2 separate regions of the Homo sapiens genome follow, and region 1 is linked to region 2. A link is a loop called in an ENCODE intact Hi-C map of the cell type or tissue named here. Cell type or tissue: IMR-90. All regions are shown on one strand. Links, peaks and the distances in the headings refer to the core of each region. The heading gives the core; the rest is flanking DNA.

Region 1 (10,821 bases), core at 1,349-9,348, 56 kb after region 2:
GCAGAGGAGTGATATCTGACTTATCTTTTAAAAGATCATTGAGTGCTGTGTGCAGAAAGGATTGATGGGAAAATATGAGTCCAAGATGGAAGCAGGGAACTAATGATGAGACAATTACAATATTTCAGCAAGAGCAGATGGTGGCTTGGACTAAGGCATGAGTACAGGAAGTAATAAATGTTGGAATATAGATCTATTTTAAAGATAGCACTGATGTGAGTTGCTGAGGGTTAGATGTGGGCTGTGAGAGAAAGAGAGGAATTAAAGGTTTTTGTTCCAAGCAACTAGAAGGATAGCATGTCCATCAACTAAGTTGGCGAAGACTGTGAGAGTAGAGGTTTCCAAATTGTTTATCTAGTTTAGAATGAATAGGCAGGGGAAAAAAGATTCTAAAATATTTATTAAATATTTATTAAATTTTAAGTACAGAATCTAAGAACCTGCATCATACATCTTAGTACATTCTAATAGCAACCATCCGGGATAAACAGCAGCCTATGCATTATGGCTTGAATGTGAATGGTGAGGGTAAGGCAATAGGCAGAGGGGAGGAAAATAATATTTTAATTAGTAACTCCAGTTATTATGCCTCTAAAGGAGCATGTAGGAATGATATCTGGGGCTCAGGAAGACCTCACTGAAGATTATGTACTTTACTTGAGACTTAAAGGAGTTAGCCAGAGGAGGAAGTTGGAGTTTGTAGGAATGGGAGGTTAGTCCATAAGCCAAGTGATGAACAGATGCAAAGGTCCAAGAATGAGAAGATGTGTTTGACAAAGTAAAAGAACAACAAGCATAAATAGAGAAGGGAGAGCAAAATTGAGAGTATTGTGAAATAAAGCAGGAGATAGATTTTATTCTAATAACCAGATCTGCATTTTTCTTTTTTTTGAGATGGAGTCTCACCCTGTTGCTTAGCCTGGAGTGCAGTGGTGTGATCTTGGCTCACTGCAACCTCCACCTCTGGAGTTCAAGTGATTCTCCTACCTCAGCCTCCAAAGTAGCTGGGATTACAAGCATCCGCCACCATGCCCAGCTAATTTTAGTATCTTTAGTATAGATGGGGTTTCAGCATGTTGGCCAGGCTGGTCTCAAACTGCCGAACTTGTGATCTGCCAGCCTTGGCCTCCCAAAGTGCTAGGATTACAGGTGCGAGCCACGTGCCTGGCCCAGATCTGCATTTTTACAGAATGAATTGGAGAGGAAGAGTCATCTATCCTGAAGACTAGTTAGGATGTCATTGCAGACATCTTGATAATGATGGCTATGGTAGTGGATTCAGACTTGAGAGATATTTAGCAGCTTATATATGGCAAGTTAGAAGAGACAGGTTCTGAGAATGACTACTAGACTTCTAAGGTGGCAACTTGGCATATGGCGATATGTTTACTAAAATGGGTGTGCCACATATTAATTGTCTCTCAGCTGGAAACCTACTCTTCTATATTCTACTTTGTGAAGCTGATGCTTGTATTTTGCAAAACACATTTCTGCTTTGCTGGCTGGCTCTACGTAAACTCTTCCATACGTGGCACTAGAGGGATACTGGGTAGCTGGAGGAGGAGAAAAGAAATGCTTTTTCCCATGTGCTTCCTAGTAGCCTCAGTCTAGCAATGATTCTTCGTCCCAGAAGTAGCAAGTTCTTCCCTTAGCAGTAGTTGAATTCAGTTTGCAGTTTTCCCTAAATTTAGAGAACAGCCTATATCACAACACTGTGTTCCCGTTCCACTCCCCCTCCTACCCTTCCCGCCCCTACTCCCCTCCCACCCCACGTGACACTAAGCCCACAGCACTAACCAGATAGTGCTCTCTCTTCAAAGGTCTGAATTTCAGGCTTATGGGGATCCTCTTTTGAACCCAAAGACCCTAGAATCACTTGAGCAGCATTTCTTCCTCAGAAATCTTGAGTTTTAGCTATTGGAGTTCCCCTTCTAAGTTTCTAAGTTTTGATAATTCTAGCCTCTTTCCTTTGTTCCCTCAGCCCTTCCTGCAGTTGCTACCTCCACGATACCTTATGGTTTGGGGGGCTTTTGAAGTGTTTCTTTTTAAACTTTCATTTACCTAGTTAACATTTTTTAATGTAAAATTATCTCTAATCAAATAACGTGTGGTTTCTGTCTCTTGACTGGACCTTGATTGATATAGAAATTGGTTCTAGAATAGACTTTAGAAGTTGGGATTTGGGATTTGTTTGGTTCTGTCCTTGAGCTTGAATGAAGTGCTGAGCTCCCCACTAATGTGAAATAAATTCTGGTAACCCATGTCATGCAGAAGTATCATGATTCATTAAATTGTCACCTGCAGTTAATTGTGATGATATTCCTACTGAACCAAGTGCCTTAGGAGCATGGGCCTGCTACATCTAACTGTTAGCAGTAGTAATGACTGTGAGGACTGTGGTGTGGGATAGATTCTTGAGTTTAATAAAACACATACAGAAAGAATAACAAACTCAGGTCTTTACATTCTTCATAAAGTCTCATTAGAGTGCCAAAATGATTCTATGGCAGTCCTAAAAGAATCTCTCTTTTCTTGCAGCCACAGGGCTGATATTGTTAAAAATAAAAAAAGGCTTAATAGGCCAGTTTACAATTTTTACAACATCAGTTGAATTTACAACCTTGCTAGGTCTCTCATGTAGAAGTTAAAAAAAATGGAAAGAAAATGACCCTAAAACTTGGAATGAGTACACATTTGTTTGGGCTTAAATGGGGTTAAGAATTTTGAATTGTCAAGTCATTTTGAGCCTCTTCTGACAGTGGGAGCCTCCTGTGTCTGACAGATTAGCCTTCTCTTGCTTGAAAACTCTATCCACTATACCCATAACTAGGTCAGATATCAACACACCCCAAAGAGCCAGCATGAAGTTTAACTTAGGAGGAAGCAGGTGGTAAACCAAAAGAATTGCAAGATTTTTCTAATTTATATCACCATCAACCTAGGGAATATGTATAGGAATGGAGCTTAAGGAAGATGAAATATAACACTGGATTCGGCCAAACGTATTGATAAGGGTGTACTTACCTGAGGTTCTGGATTTAATGTGTTGGCTCATGCAGGTGGAAGCATTCCAACAATTTAATATGTTTGTTTACTGACAGTTGGGCACAACAGCAGGGTCTATTTAATGAGGTTGAGATACCAGAACTTTCCATATTATAATGTTGAGGAAAAGATTCCAGTGCTTAGGGAAACAGGAATGGTGGAGCATATTTATCACATGTAATCTACACACCCATCCCTCAACATCCTTGAGAGAATCCAGAGGAAATCCCATAACTGACATGTGGAGAAACACACTTGTGTATAGACCATGTACATCCTTGAGAAGTTCTGTTGTGGCTGTGCTCTGTAAGCTAGGTATAATGGGAATTTTCAGTATTGAGATGGGCTCCGCAATTTAATAGAGATGTTGGAAGTTCTGGAGTATCAGAGGCAAGCAGTAGTACTTAACCACAGAAGACAAGGTAGGGGGCATATTTATTATAAAAGGAAAGCAGTAACATAGTGGTAATCATAGTTTTAAGCCATAGGAATTTTGGGCAGTATCCTATTGATTATAATGTCCCTAAGAATGAAATAGTTAGACAACCTAGTAAAATGGTCCTTAATCTCTATAACAGTAAAAACCAGACCTGACAGCAAAGAAAACTGACTGGAGTCTCAGAAATGGACAGTCACGGTCTTTTATTCAGTTTCCAGACCTAAGCCATGTACAATACGAGAATCTCTTGGATTGAAGGAGAGATCAGGTCTCTTTGAGGAAGGCCCTATATCATAGCCACAAGTGTATACTGTATATCTTCTTTCAAGTCTTCCTCAAAGGAAACTGCTGCCATTTACTAGGGTGACTGTGTAGTAACAAAAAGGAAATACCCAGACCTTTTGTGGGATTATCAAACACTGGCCAACCGATACTAATTCCTGGGCACTTACAGTCCTGCAGTCTACCAGTTAAACTGGGGGCTTATGTAGCGTCTTAGTCAGTTCAAGCTGTTTTAATGAAATATTACTGGGTAGCTTATAAACAACAGAAATTCATTTCTCCCAGTTGAAGGCTGGGAAATCCAAGATCAAGATGCAGGCTGATTTGGTGTCTGGTGAGTGCCTGATTTCTGGTTCATAGGTGGTATCTTCCAGCTGTGTCCTCACATGTTGGAAGGGGTAAAGGGTCTCTCTCAGGGCTCTTTTGTAAGGGTACCAATTCTTTTCATGAAGTCTTCACCCTCCTGACCTAATCACCTCCTAAAGACCTCACCTCCTAAAACTATCACCTTAGAGGTTAGGATTTTGTGAACATTGTCAGATTCAAAATGTAGTCACTTGTGTCAAACCCTAGCAAAATGGAGCTAGAGAAGGCTATGCTGGTAGGGCTCTCACACACAGTTTGCCTGATAACACAAACTATCACAGGACATTTTTCCAAACCACAGTTTACTACGTGAGTCACACAAAGACAGCTGGCAGCACAAGGACAGCTAGCCGCTTACACAAGAACACATGCCTGACACACTGACTCACAAACCCAATTCTAAATGTAAAGGCCTAACTGAAACTCCAAGATTACAAGTCCTTCCTAAGGACCACTGACATTCACATATCAAAACTCTTCAGCTCTTGTAAGATGCTGCCAGCACCAAAAAACTTTCTTTTAAAACAACTTGCATAAATCTCCTCTTTCTCCAATAAAATCCTAACCTTTTACTCTGTTCTCCATATATACTGGAGGCCATCCTGGTTTGTATATATGTCCCAAATTACAATCCTACGTCTTGTATACTATTCCCAAACAAAACCTTTTTACTTAGAGATTCATCTCTATTTTCACATGACAATTTCAATACATGAATTTGTTGGGGGACACACACATTTAGACTATAGAAGTGAGTCAGGTGATAATTGGAGACCTAGCCCAACTTTGAAACACGATGTGCTCAGTAGGTCCACAAATCCACTGTGTGTTTTTGTCTCCAGCTCTTGAATGTATAATTGGAAGAGACATATGTTTAGGCATAATAGATATGCTAGGCAGCTGGTAAAATCCTCACAGTGTCTGTGTGACCCATGGAATAAGGACCACGATAGTAGAAAGAGGAAGCCTCTGGAGCTTTCCTTCCCTTTCAGGACAGTACAAAAAAAGATATGCCACATCTTTAGAGGAGTTGCAGAGATTAGTGCCATCATCAAAGACTTGAAAGATGGATGAATCCTATCACATCTCCATTTAAGTCACCTGTTTGTCCAATGCAGAAGAGAAATCTTAGCAAATAACTGAGTGTGGTTATAAACTTAATCAGGAGGTGACTCCAATGTTAGTTGATGCTCCAGACGTAGTGTTACTAGGGCAAATCACCATGACATTTCCTGACACCTAGTGTGTAGCTATTAACATGGCAAATGTTTTGTCTCTATATTAATTTATAGGGTCCAACTAAAACAGTTTACCTCTTACATGTCAGGGCCAGCAGTATAGCATCATTGGATTGACATCCAATCTTTTACTCTTTGCCATAATATAGTTCACAGAGATCTTGATCATCTTAATATTCTCATACAAAATAAACTGGTTCAACACATTGATTAAATTATGTTGTTCAGATCTGATAAATGCAAAGTAGTAAGCATTTTGGATGGCAAAATAAGACAACTAGGATCTCAACTGTCAGGATTCATTACCTGATACAGTGAAGAACAATAGAGAAGCAGAATGTTGGAGTAAAAGGGATAATGACAAGATTAGTTTCAGGCATGTTGAGCAGCATAACAGAGAGTTATCCAAGTGAAGATATTCAGGAGGCAGTCAGACACATTAATCTGGAGTTAGAGAGAACATAAGTAATGTAGATTTGGTAAGCACTGGCAAACAATAAGTCATAACTGAAACCATGGAATGGAATGAGATTTAGTAAGAATACATAGAATAGAGAAGACCCAAGACTGAGCCCTGAGGAATGTAAAACTTTAAAGGTCTGTGAGAAGAGGAGGAACCAGCAAAGCAGGATGAGAAGGAGCAGCCAGAGTACGAGGAGAGGTTTCAGAGAGTATGGGGCTTCAGAAGTCAAGGGAAGAGGGTGTAGCTAAAAGAAGGGAGAATATCAGCAATGTAAATGCTGTAGAGTGGTCAAGCAGGAGGACTAAGAGTGCTCATTGGGTGTAGTCCCATGGAGGTCATGGGTAACTTTGCAGTGAACAGCTTCAGTGTATTGGAGGGGGTAAAACTAGTTTGGTGGGGGTTAAAGAGTGCTTGCAGGGTGATTATACAGAGAGCAGAACCACAGTAAATAGGTGGATAGTGAGGTCAATTCACTAAAATTGGAGATTCAAAGAAGCAACTTATTTGGGAGAGATTTATATAAAGTTCAGTTGTAAATACATTGAGCTTGAAATGTCTTCGTATTTCCAGTGCCTAACTTGGTGTCTGGTATGCTATTTGTGAATGAGTCATGATTGACTATGACTTCAACACATTACTGTTCCTTTATCCTGCTTATCCTTCTTCATAGGGTTGATAAACACTAAACTTGGTCATTGAAGAAAGCATTGACATTGCCAGAACGTCTTGTAAAAGTAGGTCTTGTCCATCTGCCCCAAAGGAGGCAGGAGTGTCCAGTGGAGGAACACAGAATAAATGCTAAACAGACCTAGGACCGAATCTGTACACAGTCACTTAGAGCTGTGGGATGCAGTGTATGTCTAATACTCCCTCTCAGCCCTTGTTTTCCTGTTTATATGTTGTTTCACCATACCTGCTTCTCACAGTGGTTAGGGTGAAATGAGATAATGAATTACAAGAGAAGCACATTGTGAGGCTCATCATCAGTGGACAATAAGTTCATTCTTTGCAGTCCAATGTAGAAAAGTACAAGGCACTGCAGAGAAGAGAAGCTCCATGCTGATTCTCAGAATTTTTAAAGTATTGTTCAAATAGGAAACATGTATGACCTTTGCTCCTTGACTATAAAGTAACCAGCTGTGCAGCACAGCAGGTCACTGGGTATGATCTAGGTTGGCAGTGAAATAGGAAACTGGTGAATGCAGGTGGATAACAAAAGAGGCCTATATACATTCCACTATGAGAGGAGCAAGTGGGCCAAGGAAAAGGGAGAAGCGTGGAGAAAAGAAGTAATATAAGCTATGTTTTAAAAAACTGTGTACAGAATCAATATTCCCTCAATGAAAAACAGGATACCTAACGGCAATGTTTTGATAAAAAGACATCATTTAATACTAAGAAGAGTTTTTGCTAGTAATTCTACCCAGTAAGATGTAAAATTTATCAACCCACAAAGTTGACCTTTCCAAATAGAGTACACTTGTACCTAAGTGAGAACATTTAATTCAGTCTTTCTTATCTTGAACAACTTTTTAAGATATATTTCAATATTTATTCAGTTTCACCCAATGATGTGTAAATACTCCATATATAATTCTGTGATTAATATTACTGAAGTGAGGAAACAGATCTGAGGACCTAAAATACCAAAATTTACCCCAAAGTCTAAGTACCTATAACATGGGAAAGAGATAAAAATCCTACTAGAGATGGCACCTATCTTATCTTTGTGGGTACCTAATGAGAATGCTTGACTCCATTAAACTCTATAGCATTTTACTGGGGGTCCACAGCAACCAAATCATTACTGGAGCTGAGAAAATCCAATGCAGTTCATGGCCTGTGATAGGTCTTAAATATTTGTTAATTAATAAAGTAATCATGCTGAGAAAAACAGTAGTTGCCTGGATCAGCACTCTTATTTTTATTTTCTGTAATCATAACTTATGATTTTGAAAATTTGTACCTGGCATTTCATACTTCCACAGGGTAGAACTTGAAATATTATCTCACCTCTTCCATTGTTCTCCATTGCTGCCCTCTTGACTTTATAAAAGAGGGTTTCATTTTCATACCGTGTTAGCAGGAATAAAAAATGAGTATAAACTCTTTGGAGGTTGTTAATTTGGAATTTCCTCAATTCTATTAATTTTTTTATTAAAAAGTAGCCTTAACTAAGCAATTCTACTTCTAGAAATTTATACTTGCACAAAGTTGAATGGACAAGCATTGTTTGTACACTGAAAAATGGCAATAACTTAAATGTCTATAGGGTTACATGATGATGCATCCAACTAATGGAATACTCTGAAGCCTTTGAAAAGAATGAGGTTAAGTTTAAGCGTTGCCACAGAAAGACCATCAAGGAATAGTAAGTGAAAAGAGGAAGACTGCCTAATAATACTAGTGATAACAGTAATTGTAATAAACACTCATATTATGTTCTAAGCACTTTACATTCATTAACTCATTTAATTCTCATTGTAACTCTATGAGGTGGGTACTATTGTTATCCCCATTTTACAGGTGAGGAAATTGAAGCACAGTGATGTCTAGTAATTTGCCCAAGGTCACAAAACTACTAAGTGTCAGCAGCAGTGTGTGGCTTGAGGATTAGTGTTCTTCTCTGGTTCTATTCCAGGTATGTTTTTTAAAATGTGTAAAAATGTGTATATATGTATATATTTGCTTTTTATTATGAGGGTCATTGTTACTTCTATAATATTTTTTCTGCAAGGATGTTTCTTAAAATACAATGTTTTAGTTATTTTTCCTTTTGAAGCTAGCAGTCAAGGAAGAAATTTAATCATTTTCCTTGTTTCCATTGATTCAATCAACTAAAATATCTAAACTGTGTTAGGCACCCTTGCCTGCCACTGTCCTCAAGAAGCAACTGTCTAGTGGAAGAGAGTGATATGTAAACATGTAATGCAGAGCCCCTTTGCTACGGTCTGTATGTGTCCTCCAAAATTCATATGTTGAAACTTAATCACCAATGTGATATTATTAAGAGGCAGGCCCTTTAGGAGGTGACTAAGTCATGAGGGCTCTGCCTTTGTGAGTAGGATTCATGCCTTATGAGAGAGGTTTCACACAGTGTTTGTCCCTTTCTGACCTTCTGTCCCTTCTGCCATGTGAGGACATGGTGTTCTTCCCCTTCAGAGGATGCAGTGGTTAAGGTGGCACCTTGATCTTGGACTTCTCAGCCTCCAGAAGTGTGAGAAAATAAATTTCTATTTTTTATATGTTATCCAGTCTCAGGTATTTTGTTATAGCAGCAGCAGCAGATGGACACTCTATAAAGGGGGTATATAAAGATGCGGTAGGAGAGGCACAAAGGAGAGAGATCAATTATGTAGAGGGAAGTGGGGGGCAGTGTGAAGGCTGCCCAGAGAAGAGGTAATGTTCTGCCAAAATACGGAAGGAAATGTAAGAGTTTTTCAGGAGCTGGGTGAGAGGAGGAAGAGAAAAAGCAGCCCAGATGGAGGGAATAATGGGAGTAAAGACACAGAAGCCGGAACCCACATTGTTGATTTATCTGCACCTTAGGGGAGGGAAACGTGAATAGTGCCTCTGGAGATGTGGGTAGGAACCACATTATCTAGGACCTTGTAGGCTATGTTAAGAACCTCATCCTGTGTACCAGTTTTTTAAGAAACACTTGAAGAACATAGGTGTTCTCAAAGTAACTCAAAAGATATAAACCAATTATACACATATAATTTAATATTATTCAGCCTTAAAAAGGGAGGACATTCTAACATATGCTACAACGTGGCTGAACCTTGAAGACATTACGTTAATGAAGTAAGTTCATCACGAAAGGACAAATACTACATGATTCCACTTATATGAGGTACCTAGAGTAGTCAAATTCACAGAGACAGAAAGTAGAACACTGGTTAACAGCAGAGAGGGAAGGAAGTAGGGAAACAGGGAGTGATTGTTTAAAGGGGAAAGAGTTTCACTTTGGGATGGTGAAAAAGTTCTAAAGATGGATTAGTGATGATGGCTGCAAAACGATGTGAATGCAGTTAATGCCATGCAATTGCATACTCAAAAAGGGTTAAAATGATAAATTTTATACTTTGTATATTTTGCCACAATTTATTTCTTTCTTTAAGATGGTCTTGTGCTGTTGCCCAGGCTGGAGTGCAGTAGTATGATCATAGCTCATTGCAGCCTTGACCTCCTGGGCTCAAGCCATCCTCCCACCTCAGCCTCCTGAGTAGCTGGGACCACAGGCGTGCGCCACCACATCTGGCTAATTTTTTTATTTTCTTGTAGAGAGAGGGTCTCACTTTGTTGCCCAGCATGGTCTCAAACTCCCGGGCTCAGGCATTCCACCTGCTCCCAAAGTGCTGGTATTACAGGTGTGAACCACTATACCTGGTTTACCAAAATATAAAAATAAGAAAAAAAAAAAAAAGAAATTTAAAAAGATACAGACCAAGCACTTAGAAAAATAATTCAAAGTTCTTCTTTCCTAATCTATTAAAGTTCAATACGTAATTTCTTTGCTTAAACCGATCATAATGATTTGCTTCTGTTATACAATAATGACTACCATTTACCGAAAACTAGCTCTTTGCTAGCTACACATCCACAGAGATCAGGTTCAGGGAGGTCATCTAATTGGTCCAAGACACACAATAAGGAGTGAGTGTGTTGGTGGGGGGGGGGGGGGTCGTCATTTCTAGGAATCCTACAATTGGAAATCAAGTCTTTTAGGCTCCAAACACCTTGTGCTTTCCCCAATCCCCAAGCTGCTTATCTTGCTACTTTTTGGGATATGTCAACATTTTTCTTAAAACAAACAAACGAAACTTCTCAATCTGAAAAGTATTGTTTGGTGTTTTCTGGGTTCAGAAAATGTAAGAAGCCTGAGGCATTGCGGAATGAAATTTTCGTTGAGTGTTTACTGTTGATCCACATCTGATACTTTTGAAGGGTTTTTACCCCCTGCAAGAGAGACTAAAAGAGCATTC
Region 2 (11,304 bases), core at 2,090-10,089:
AAATGGAGAGGGGTATGGTCAGCAATTTGATTACTCCTGTTCCCTCAACTGAGAGTAGGAGGTTGATATGGCCTTCTTCTAGCACAACTCCTCCTCACTCTTCTTCTAATTTCTTTTTTCTCTTATATGGGTACAGTGGTGTGCTAAAGCCAGCTCCTACCAATTCATTAGAGCTGCTTGTTGAATTTTCAGCAATTTTGTGAGATGTTTATTAAACACTCACCATTAAAAATTAAATTATGTAAACTTAAAATTCAATGGCATACCAAAAATAAAGATAATACTCAAAACTCATCACTTCCTAATTATTGTATATTTTACTATTATTCATGGTTTTGAAGTTATTTACATCTACTATATTCATATGGTAGAAATTTGTATAACAGTATGCTACTACACATCTCTTCCAAATTTCACATTTAATTATATCACATTGGTAGAAATTGACAACGGGAGTATTTACACCACAGCAATTGGCAAACACTACAAATCAAGGCTTGAGTCGTTGTCTGTCTAGATTTAAGAAAGTGAGGAAGAAAATGTTAATGATGAAGATTAAACTTAAAAGTAAGTCTTACCAAAAAAAGTATGCCTTACCTATAGCCATTATGCTTTGAATAGCATGAAAAATAAGGAAATATTCAAAAACTATTATTTGGTTCAGCAAAAAAGTAGCTTACACCATCGATGAATGAGTAAAATTCCACATTAAAACTACACCCAAAGGCAAGGTTATTAAAATTTTACCAGCACATCCTCCTGTATGGGAGTAAAGGAGGAGGGAGAGAGAAGAAGACAAAAGTTCTTATTTCTTTCTGGACACTGTTTCCAACTTTTCCCTTAGTCATCAATCATTTTCTGGCCAACTTTAGTCATAAAGAGCACATATGAGAGATCCTCAGAGGAACACATTCTCCAACCAAGGAGAGCAGCTACAACTCTTCAAATTCTCCATCAACTCCTATACTCTCCAATATACTCCACAATTTCTTCTGCGAAGGATCCCCAGGCTTTCAGTCAGCAATCTGGGTAGAGTATCAGCAAATTGACCCAAACACAGTTACTACCTCAGTATCCATTTGACCCCCTATATTAGTCAGTTCAAGCTGCTATAAAGAATACCATACCCTGGGTGGTTTAAATAAATTTATTTGTCATAGTTCTAAAGGCTAGGAAGTCCAAGATCAGTGTCTGGTGAGGACACTCTTCCTGCTTTGCAGACAGCTGTCTTCTTCTTGTATCTTCACATGGCAGAGAGAAAGAGACAGATAGCACCTCTCTCATGTCTTATAAGGGCACTAATCCCAATCATGAGGCTACACCCTCATGACCTAATTACCTCTTAAAGGCTGCACCTCCCAAAACCATAACTTTGGGCATTTAGACTTCAATATATGAATTTGAAGGGGGGGATGCAAATATTCAGTCTGTAGAATTCCACCCCTGTCCCCCCCAAATTTACATCTTTCTTACATGGAAAATACATTCATCCCATCCCAATAGATCCAAAATTCTTAACTGGTTCAGCATCAACTCTAAAGTCCAAACTCTCAACTAAATATCATCTAAATCAGATATGGATGAAACTTGAGGTAAGAGTACCCTGAGACAAAATTTCTCTCCAGTTGTGAACCTGTGAAGGCAAACAAGTTGTTTGTTTCCAAGCTACGTTGATGGGATAGGTGTAGGATAGACATTCTCATTCCAAAAGGGAGAGATAAAAAAGAAGGGAGAAATGACAGGTCCTGAATAATTCTAAAACCATGCAAGCAAACTCTATGAGATCCTAAGGTTTGAGAATAATCCTCTTTGGTTCAAAGCTCTGCCCTCTAGATTCACTAGACTAGTGGTCCTGCCTCCAGAACCCACTCAGGCAGGGGTCTCACCTCTGAAGCTCTGCCTAGCGGGAGTTGCACACCCATGGCTCCACTGGGCAGGGGTCTTACCCTTTGAAATAGAAGTGGAGGCAGCCCTGTCCCCTGAGCACATGCCCTCTGGGCCTGTTGTGGGAGTGGCATCCCTGATTATCTTTGAATTGCTTTTGAGGTCCTTCTTCCCTTGTCTTGAAAAATAGTGCACAGTTATAGCTGAACAGCTGCATACAGTAGCTCTATGATCTGGTCCTGTAGAATCTAAGAAGTTCAACAGTTTTCTTTCATTTTTTCCCACTTTCTCTGTTTCCCTTAGTCCCAGCTGGCAGTGTTTCTGCTGGTATAATCCCATCTCTATTCCTGGCTTCTGTTGAGATGGCTGATTTGGTCCTTGTTACACATCCACACTGACCTACCTATCAAACAGTCAACTTACTATACCTTTAGTGTTCTCTCCCAAGCATACTTTTTCATTCTTTTGTAATATGAGCAGGCTGAAAATTTTTCAAATCTTTAACTTCTGGTTCCTTTTTCCTTAATAATTTCATCTTCAATTCATTTCTTTCCTCTTGCATTTTACTATAAACATCAGTAGGAACCAAATCACTCCTCAACACTTTGCTTAGAACTAACGTCAGCTAACTATCCAATTTCATTGCCTGCAAGTTCTGCATTCCACAAAATACTAAAACACAAACACAATTAAGCCAAGTTCTTTGACATTTTATAACAAGCACCACCTTTCCTCCAGTTTCCAATAACATGTTATTTACTTCCATCTGAGATCTCATCAGAATGGCCCTTACCATCCATATTTCTACCAACATTTTGTTCATCATTATTTATGGAGTCTCTAAGAAAATGGAAGCTTTTCTCTTTTCTTTTTAAGCCCTCACCAAAGTCACCTTTAAAATCTCCTTCATGGCAATGTCAGCATTTTCTAGCATGCACTTCCAAACTCTTCCAGCCTCTACCCATTAACAAATTCCAAAGCCACTGCCACATATTCAAGTACTTGTTACAGCAGCACCCCACTGCTCATTACTAATTTCTGTCTTAGTATGGGCTGCTACAACAGCACACCATAGCCTGGGTGGCTTAAACAACAGAAATTTGTTTCTCACAATTCTCGAGGCCAGGAAGTCCAAGATCAAAGTTCCAGCAGATTGGGTGTCTGGTGAGGGTATTCTTCCTGGTTTGCAGACAGCTGTTTCTTTGTATCTTCACGTCATGAGGAGATAGAGAGAAAGGCAAATACAGAGACAGGGAGAGAAGGAGTTAGACCAACTCTTCTTAGAAGAACACAAATCCTTTTCATGAGGCTATACCCTCATAACCTAATTATCTCCCAAAGCTCCCACTTCCAAATACCATAACGTTAGAGATTTAAGCTTCAGCATTTGAATTTGAGGGGGATACAAACATTCAGTCCCCAGCATTTCCCCAGAAACTCAAGTATCCTGGCCATGCCAAACAGTGTGGTGCAGGGTGTCTACTTTACTTGCTTATTCCACTCACTCCAAATTTGACATGGGGCAAATCAGCAAGTGTGGTGTCTAACAGATGTGCAACTGAGGAATAAGATGCCAGTCTCTATGAGTGATTCTTTGGGAACTCCCTCATCAGTTTTGTGGAGGAAGCATCCCTGCCCCTCCCACATTGAGAAAAGAGGAAAAAGCCACAGCAGACCCTAACAGGTCAATGACTCACAATTCTGATATTTTTCTTTTTTCCCCCACCAGTTTTCTTTTATTTGAAGGCCTAAAAGAATCTCTTGCTCCAAGTATTGGTGGATCTTTGTAGAATACAGAGTATGTATTGCTCCTTTTTACTCAGCTGTGGAGTAAAAAGTCACCTGGTCACCAATTCTAAGGCAACGGAATAATTGCCACTCAACAACTTATTTTAACAAAATGAAATCCAACACTATATTAAATAAATATTACTCCACTATGACTAAGTGGAGTAAATTTCAGGAATAAGAAAGAGTATCCTCATTTATCTCTATGACATTTTGTTGATCACTTTCTAAACTTTATTTTACTTAATTCTTACAACAATCCCTTGAGATAACTATTAACCTTATTTGACACATGAAGGACTGAGATTCAGAGTATTCAATATTCTATGGAAGTTCACATAGAGTCAAGATGCAAAGTAAGGTCTAACTTCAAAGCCTATGCTCTTTGGTTCACCACAAGGAAATTCATATCTGAATATCTTTATATACTCTGCAAATGAATTTGAAAAACATACTTTAGCAATATAAGTATTTTTAAGATAAGGATAAAATATTACCTCCTTAACAAGACTATATAGCCAGCATCATCCTTAGAAACCCTTGACTCATTCTCATTCAAGTTAGAAACAGAACAATGCCCATTCTCACTAGTATACTACACTCTCCTAGAAGTCCTCCCCAATGATATTAATAAGAACATAAGATACATTTTTTGAAAGGAACAGATAAATTGTTTTACGGAGATTACATAATTATTTTTAAAAGAGAGAACAAACTGAAAACCCATTAAAAAGTACGATGATAAGAAAGTTCAATAAAAATTTACCAAAAATCTTATGCATTCAATAATTTTTTTTTTCTTTCGAGACAGAATCTCTCTCTGTCACCCAGGCTGGAGTGCAGTGGCACGATCTCAGCTCACTGCAACCTCTGCCTCCTGGATTCAAGCAATTCTCCTGCCTCAGCCTCCCGAGTAGCTGGGACTAGAGGCACATGCCACCACACCCAGCTAATTTTTGTATTTTTAGTAGAGATGGGGTTTCGCCATGTTGGCCAGGCTGGTCTTGAACTACTGACCTCAGGTAATCCACCCCCCTCAGCCTCTCAAAGTGTTGGGATTACAGGCATTAGCCACCGCGCCCGGCCTATTAGGCATTCAATGAATATTAAACATGTACTATGTACCAGTCATGCTATAGGTGCTAAAATACCACAGTGAATAAAACACATAAATAGTGTGCCCTCAGAGTTTACAATCTAGGATAAGATGGGGAGAGAGATAATAAACTAAATAAACAAATGAATATATAATATAAATTTACCAGTGATGAATTCTATAAAGGAAAATATAGTAAATTAAGGGAATTAAAATCAACAGGGATTACTATTTTAGATGGGGGAAGTGGGGTGGGCTGGAAAGTTCTTTCTGAAGAGGTGGAAATGTGAGTGGAGACTGAAATGAAAGAGTAGGCCACGTCAACCCCTTGTGGGGAGAATACTACAGGCAGAGGAAAGAGCAAGGTCCTTAAGTGGAGCCTAAATTCCTTTCCCTGAACCAAACAGGTAGAAAATTTGCTCAGCGTTCATGTGGAGCTGAGAGGTGAAGGGGTATGCAGAGAGAGGCCTGGAGTGGCATTCAGTGGAAATTCTGCTACTTAGAAATGAGAACTGGGGGAAAAGTTTCTGTCTGTTAGGGAGCATTTTGAATTTTAATCAAGTCTGATAGGAAACAGTTGAAGGAAATGATAGTCACATTTGTATTTTACAAGTGTTGCTATGGCTGTATTGCGAAGAGAATGTTGAGGACAAGTGTAATAGCAGGGAGAGCAAACAGAAGAAGGCTAGAGACATAGGGAAGGGGTTCAGATGAAAAATAAAGGGGTCTTGGATTTGGTTGGGAGCAATGAGGAAAGAGGTGTTTGGATTTGGAATCTATTTCAAAGAAAGACACAGTATTTGCTGATAGGTTGGGAGTGGAAAAAGAGAGAAAGAGAAATAAAAGATTTCTGCAAACTTTTTGGCCTAACCCTCTGGTTGAATGGAGATGGGGAAACCTGGGTGAGGAGAAGATCAGGAAGGGGATGGTGGAATCAATAATTTGGTTTTGAATATGTTAAGTTCAAGATACTTATAATTAAGCTAAGTGCAGGAGTCATGTGGGCAGTTGGATATATAAATCTGAAGTTCAGAGAAGAGGTTAGAGTCTGGACTATAAATTTGGGACATTGGCCTATAGACAACAGTTACAGTGTGGGACTGGCTTATACCAACTAAGGGTGAGTATCTGAGGTCTGAGGGCTGAGTCATGGGTTGTTCTAGCATTTAGAGGTCAGAAAGAGTATCAATTATGTAATACTATTAATTTTCTAATATACCATCACTAGCCAGTTAAGTAATTTAGAGGAGGATAATTTGTCTTTACAATAAATAAATGCTGTGATCCTTTCTAGTACCTGAATTCCCTAACTCTATGTCCCACCACTTTGATTCAGGTCCAGTAATGTCCTCAATGTCTCACTGAAGTTATTTCCAGCATATTTTTCTGAAAGGGTTAATCAGCTTGTGAATAAGTTTCTTGGAGTGCCCTCAATGCTATCACAGCAGCAAGTAGTTTTCTGTCCCCCTCCACTTTAAACGACTAAAACTAATATTTTCAGCTCCTATTTAATCAGTCCAATGTTTCACACTTGGTACTGTGACAACATTAACATAACATCCAAGTCTGTATAACTAGGACTTCACATTCCTCCAAATTTATTTTTTAGATTTATTTTGTAATTTTTCTCATTATTTTAATTTAAATTAATTTTTATTTCTTCCAGGCATGTCTCTTTCAAATGTGAGCCTGAACCTAGAAAGAGTAATTTTGAAAAGTCAAATTTAAGACCATTCTTTATTCAAACAAATGTAAAAAATAAAGAAAGTGAGTCAACAGGTAATGCTTTGTGTAACATATTTACTTCTTTGATTTATTAATGGGTGCTTTATTTATTTTATTATTTACCGATGTGTGTCTTAAAGGTTCTTGATAATTTGATCTCTGTCAAAAGCATTTCCATGAACTATAAAAAAGAACTTACTAAGAAGAAGAGATGTTAAATATCAGAATGGACAATTTATACAATTCACAAAATAGGAATATATTTTTATGTTTATAGTGTTATGTGTTGTTTTCTTCTAGAAAGAAAATCTCTGAGTTTCCTTTCAGCTCAATGCTGAGAATTTCCTTGTTATTGTTTTTTAGAAGTCAAGTATGAACAGCTTGCTTAATAGAAACTTACTTTCAAGTTAGAAATTTTAGGAATCTGGCTGGGTGGGCACGCTGGCTTACGCCTCTAATCCCAGCACTTTGGGAGGCCGAGGCGGGTGGATCCCCTGAGGTCAGGAGTTCGAGACCAGCCTGGCCAACATGGCGAAACCCCGTCTCTATTAAACGTACAAAAATTAGCCGGGCATGGTGGTGCGTGCCTGTAATCCCAGCTACTCAGGAGACTAGGCAGAAGAATCGCTTGAACCCAGGAGGCAGAGGCTGCAGTGAGCTGAGATCGTGCCACTGCACTCCAGCCTGGGTGACAAGAGCGAGACTCCATCTCAAAATAAAAAAGAAATTTTAGGAGTCCGTGAGCTAGGAATCAGCATTATCAGTTCTCAGAGAATTTGAGCTTTTCGTGTTGCCTTCGTTTTTCTCTTTCTCTCCATTATCAAACAATCATTCAATTGCATAATTCTCATCAACCTTCTTAACTGAGGTTTCTTGACTCCACATCACCCCCTATTGCTTAATTTCTCTATTATGCTTCATAACTTGATTTCTCAAAGGATTTGTTATACACATTGTTATTTTATTTCTCATGATTCACTTTCATAATGTCATATTTCCTTATGTGTCTTATTATCTTTGAATGTGTGCTGGACGGTATTTGGAAAATTATTTATAGGAACAATTTGAGAACTAGGGTGATGATACGTTACTCCAGAAAAGATTTTTTTTTTTTTTATTGTTTATGCCAGGTATATGGAGGCAGTACTTGTCAGAACATACTAAAGCATTCAAGGCTTCACTTTCCCTAAAACATCCAGGTGGCAATCTTAACTATTCTAGTTCACCCTAAGGTTGTAACCCTTTTGGATCCCAGGTAAAATGAATAGGTGTGGGGGTTTTTTGTGTGTGGGGGAAGGGAACTGGAGAACATTTAAATATCAAAACTTTGGACCTTTGGTCAGCTTTTTGTTTTTTTCTATCTCAAGCCATGAAGCTTCCAAAACTTGATCTTACCTTCACATCACAAATACTCTCAGGGAAAAAGTGGCTTGGCATGTTGGGCTTCCCTATCTGAGTTCTTATCTTCTCCTAGATTTAAGACCAGGGATCCCTTATCATCTTTTAAGTCAATGATTCTCTTTAGACTTTAAAAAATATTCAATCTAGCCTTTTAAGGTGTTTTCAGCAGGAGGGCTGTTACTAATCACCTGGCCTTCCATAATGGTAGCAAAAATCTCTAATCCATTTTCTTTCCTTAAATCATATAGTGATCTTTTAAAAGTAGGCTGATCCTGATTAAAGCCTCTTCAGCGGATTCTCATTGTACTTAGTATGAAACTTGTACTTCTTACAAAGACCTGGCCGGGCACGGTGGCTCATGGCTGTAATCCCAGCACTTTGAGATGCCAAGGCAAGTGGATCACTTGAGGTCAAGAGTTTGAGGCCAGCCTGACCAACATGGCGAAACCCTGTCTGTACTAAAAATACAAAATTAGCCGGGCATGGTAGTACACACCTGTCATCCCAGCTACTTGAGAGGCTGAGGCAGGAGAATCCCTTGAACCCAGGAGGCAGAGGTTGCAGTAAGCTGAGATTGCACCATTGCACTCTAGCCTGGGCAACAAGAGTGAAACTCCATCTAAAAAAAAAGAAAGAAAAGAAACAAAGACCTGTATATTGTGAACCTTGTGTGTGTATTCAGCCTCATTCCCTACCTCCCTGGCCTTCATTTAAATTGCATCTTCAACCAGGCAGGGTGGTTCACACCTGTAATCCCAGATCTTTGGGAGGTCAAGGTAGGCAGATCACTTGAGGTCAGGAGCTCAAGACCAGCCTGGCCAACATGGTGAAACCCCATCTCTACTAAAAATACAAAAATTAGCCGGGTGTGGTGGTGCACACTTGTAATCCCAGCTACTTGGGAGGCTGAGGCATGAGAATCACTTGAACCCAGGAGGTGGAGACTGCAGTGAACTGAGATGGTGCCACTGCACTCCAGCCTGGGCGACAGAGCAAGACTCTATCTCAAAATAAATAAACAAATTGCAACTTCATTAGCCTCTTTTCAGTACAACTACCAGATTGCCTGAAAGGAATATATATTTTCCCCTCTGCCTAGACACACCAATACTCTATTCATGCAACTTGTAGCTCATTTGCATATTTTGGTTAATGTCATCTGTTCAGAGAGGCGTCCTCTGACTACGCTATCAACAATATACCTCTTTTATGGTTCTCCCTCACCAAAGTGTGTTTATTTCTGTTACAGAATAAATTTCAATTATTCACCCCTTGGTTTTTTGTTTTTTGGTGGTTTTCTTTTTCTGACACGGTCTCACTCTGTTGCCCAGGCTGGAATGCAGCAGTGTGGTCACGGCTCACTGCAGCTTCGACCTCCCTGGCTCAGTAATCCTCCCACCTCAGTCTCTTGAGTAGCTGAGACTACAGACACACCACCACACTCAGCTAATTTTTGTACTTTTTTTTTAGAGACAGGGTTTCACCATGTTGCCCAGGCTAGTCTCAAACTCCTGGGCTCCAGTGATCCACCTGTCCTGGCCTCCCAAAGTGCTGGGGTTATAGGTGTAAGCCACTGCACAAGTCCAATGTCTTGTTTTTTTGTTTGTTTATTTTCCATATTACCCACTAAAATGTATGCATCATTGGGCAGGAGTCACAATTCCAGAGTCCATCAGTGTCTGGCATATAGTTGATCAACAAATAACTATTGATTGAATGACTACCAGACTCCGTATTAAATTTGTTACATCTATTATTTCATTTAACTCAGAAAGTATTTCTATAAGTGCTATTGTTTCCAGTTAACAAATGAGGAAAGTAAGACTCACAGATGTTAAGTAACTTTCCTATGGCTATGGCTATGTAACCCACACAAAAAGGTGCAATTTGGACCCAGGCTATCTAAGTCCAAAGTCTGTATGCCTGACCCCTGCACCATACTTACTTTAAGAATATCCATTGGATGATAATTCAGATTACTAAAACTCATAACTGAATATGAGAGAAATGCAGGTAGAAGGGACTATTTCTATTTCTCTTTTCAAAGGAATTAGCCAAAATATTTTTTGAATAACACATATGATTCTATTTTATTTAGAAATCCATCATTTTCCAAGACAATATAGCTTTATCATATAATAGTAAATAATTGAAAGTTATAGTCTGTTAATAGAAATTCACTTTAAGGCAAATTATTCTAAAATAGATTTAGCTCTAACCATGTACAAGCAATGCATATGTAAGTAAATAAAATTATTCTTTTACATTTCTTAAAAGTTTACTGCAGTGGAGAAAATGGTTGATTGGGTTTAATTAGAAGTAACTTAATAGCATGGAAATACTTATGTTTGTTTCTTTAGAGCCAGTAGAAGAACATCTAAAATCAAGATCTATTAGACCCTATCTTTATCTTAAGGATACAACTGAGGTAGGTGTAATTTGTATACTCAGTAATTACTTAATAGAAATTCAAATTAGTCCTAATAATTTTATATATGCTCCTACAAATCCAAAATTCAAGTGAATTTTAGGATTCAAAATGATAAAATGTTAAAGTGATTTCATCTCTGATATTATGTAAAACTTTATGTATGGAGACAGTAGAGAAGATAATATATTATTTGTTGGAGATATTTCAATACAGTAGAGATTATTGAACATGGTAAGGACTAGCACTTATAAAGTCAGTTAAGACAGAGCATCATAAAAAACATACATGTAAAACTTAAACATCCAAATTTATTAAATAAAAATATATATCAATTTGTTAATCTTTTAATGTGTAACCAAGACCTTTTTTTGAGTATGCTATGTGTGGTGGTTAATTAAATTACATAATTGCAATAGCAACTACCAGAAAGAGGTTTGGAACCAACACTATTGACTCTTGATAATCACTTCAGCAGAAGTTCATGGGCATGCTGAAGAGTGACTAGCTCTGAGCATTGAGTGTGCCTTGGACATCATTCAGTAGTTTTTATATAGGGAACTATAGAGATAAATTAAACCAGAGAATTAGCAAGGGAAAGTCACTTTAGAGAGTCTCTTAAGTATTAATTTTTGTATTTTATATATATATAATATATATATAAAGAAATATGGAGAAATACAGACTTAGGGCCATAATTAATAACAAATTTTTGTTGCATATTCCTATATTTTATAATTTAAAAAATATTAAAAGGATTATCAGTTTTATCTTCATCTACATGGTTTATTTAATTTCATGTTTTATTTAGGTTCATGGTTAATAAAAGTCCCCCAAGCTATGTATTACAACATAACGTCACAATCAGGTTACTTATCATAATACATTTACTAGCATCTTATGTAAAAATTATAAAATTTTAGTTTTTTAAAAATAGAAATATCCATGTGATATTTTAAATGCAAATAGTAGAGAAACACTA

The links. Hi-C counts contacts between places; a loop is a spot of excess contacts. Peaks named below come from ENCODE experiments on the same cell type or tissue, not always from the same donor. Only the 100,000 strongest peaks of a DNase experiment are listed, where the experiment ranks them.
Region 1: it touches region 2 in a loop (1.8-fold over the local background); 6 of 110 quality-filtered maps call a loop at or near these places.

What each region holds. Positions count from the first base shown.
Region 1 is chr1:67,054,591-67,065,411 of GRCh38, reverse strand. No RefSeq gene overlaps it. Among named protein-coding and RNA genes, the nearest start is that of SLC35D1, 5.9 kb to the right of the region's middle. In IMR-90, for the core only: no CTCF peak of the experiment used is centred there; a DNase peak (open chromatin) is centred at 4,471; H3K27ac peaks cover 1,884 bases.
Region 2 is chr1:67,110,595-67,121,898 of GRCh38, reverse strand. C1orf141 (chromosome 1 open reading frame 141) reads left to right here. Exons shown (of 8, transcript NM_001276351.2): 5 at 6,435-6,547. Among named protein-coding and RNA genes, the nearest start is that of C1orf141, 19 kb to the left of the region's middle. In IMR-90, for the core only: no CTCF peak of the experiment used is centred there; no DNase peak of the experiment used is centred there; H3K27ac peaks cover 174 bases.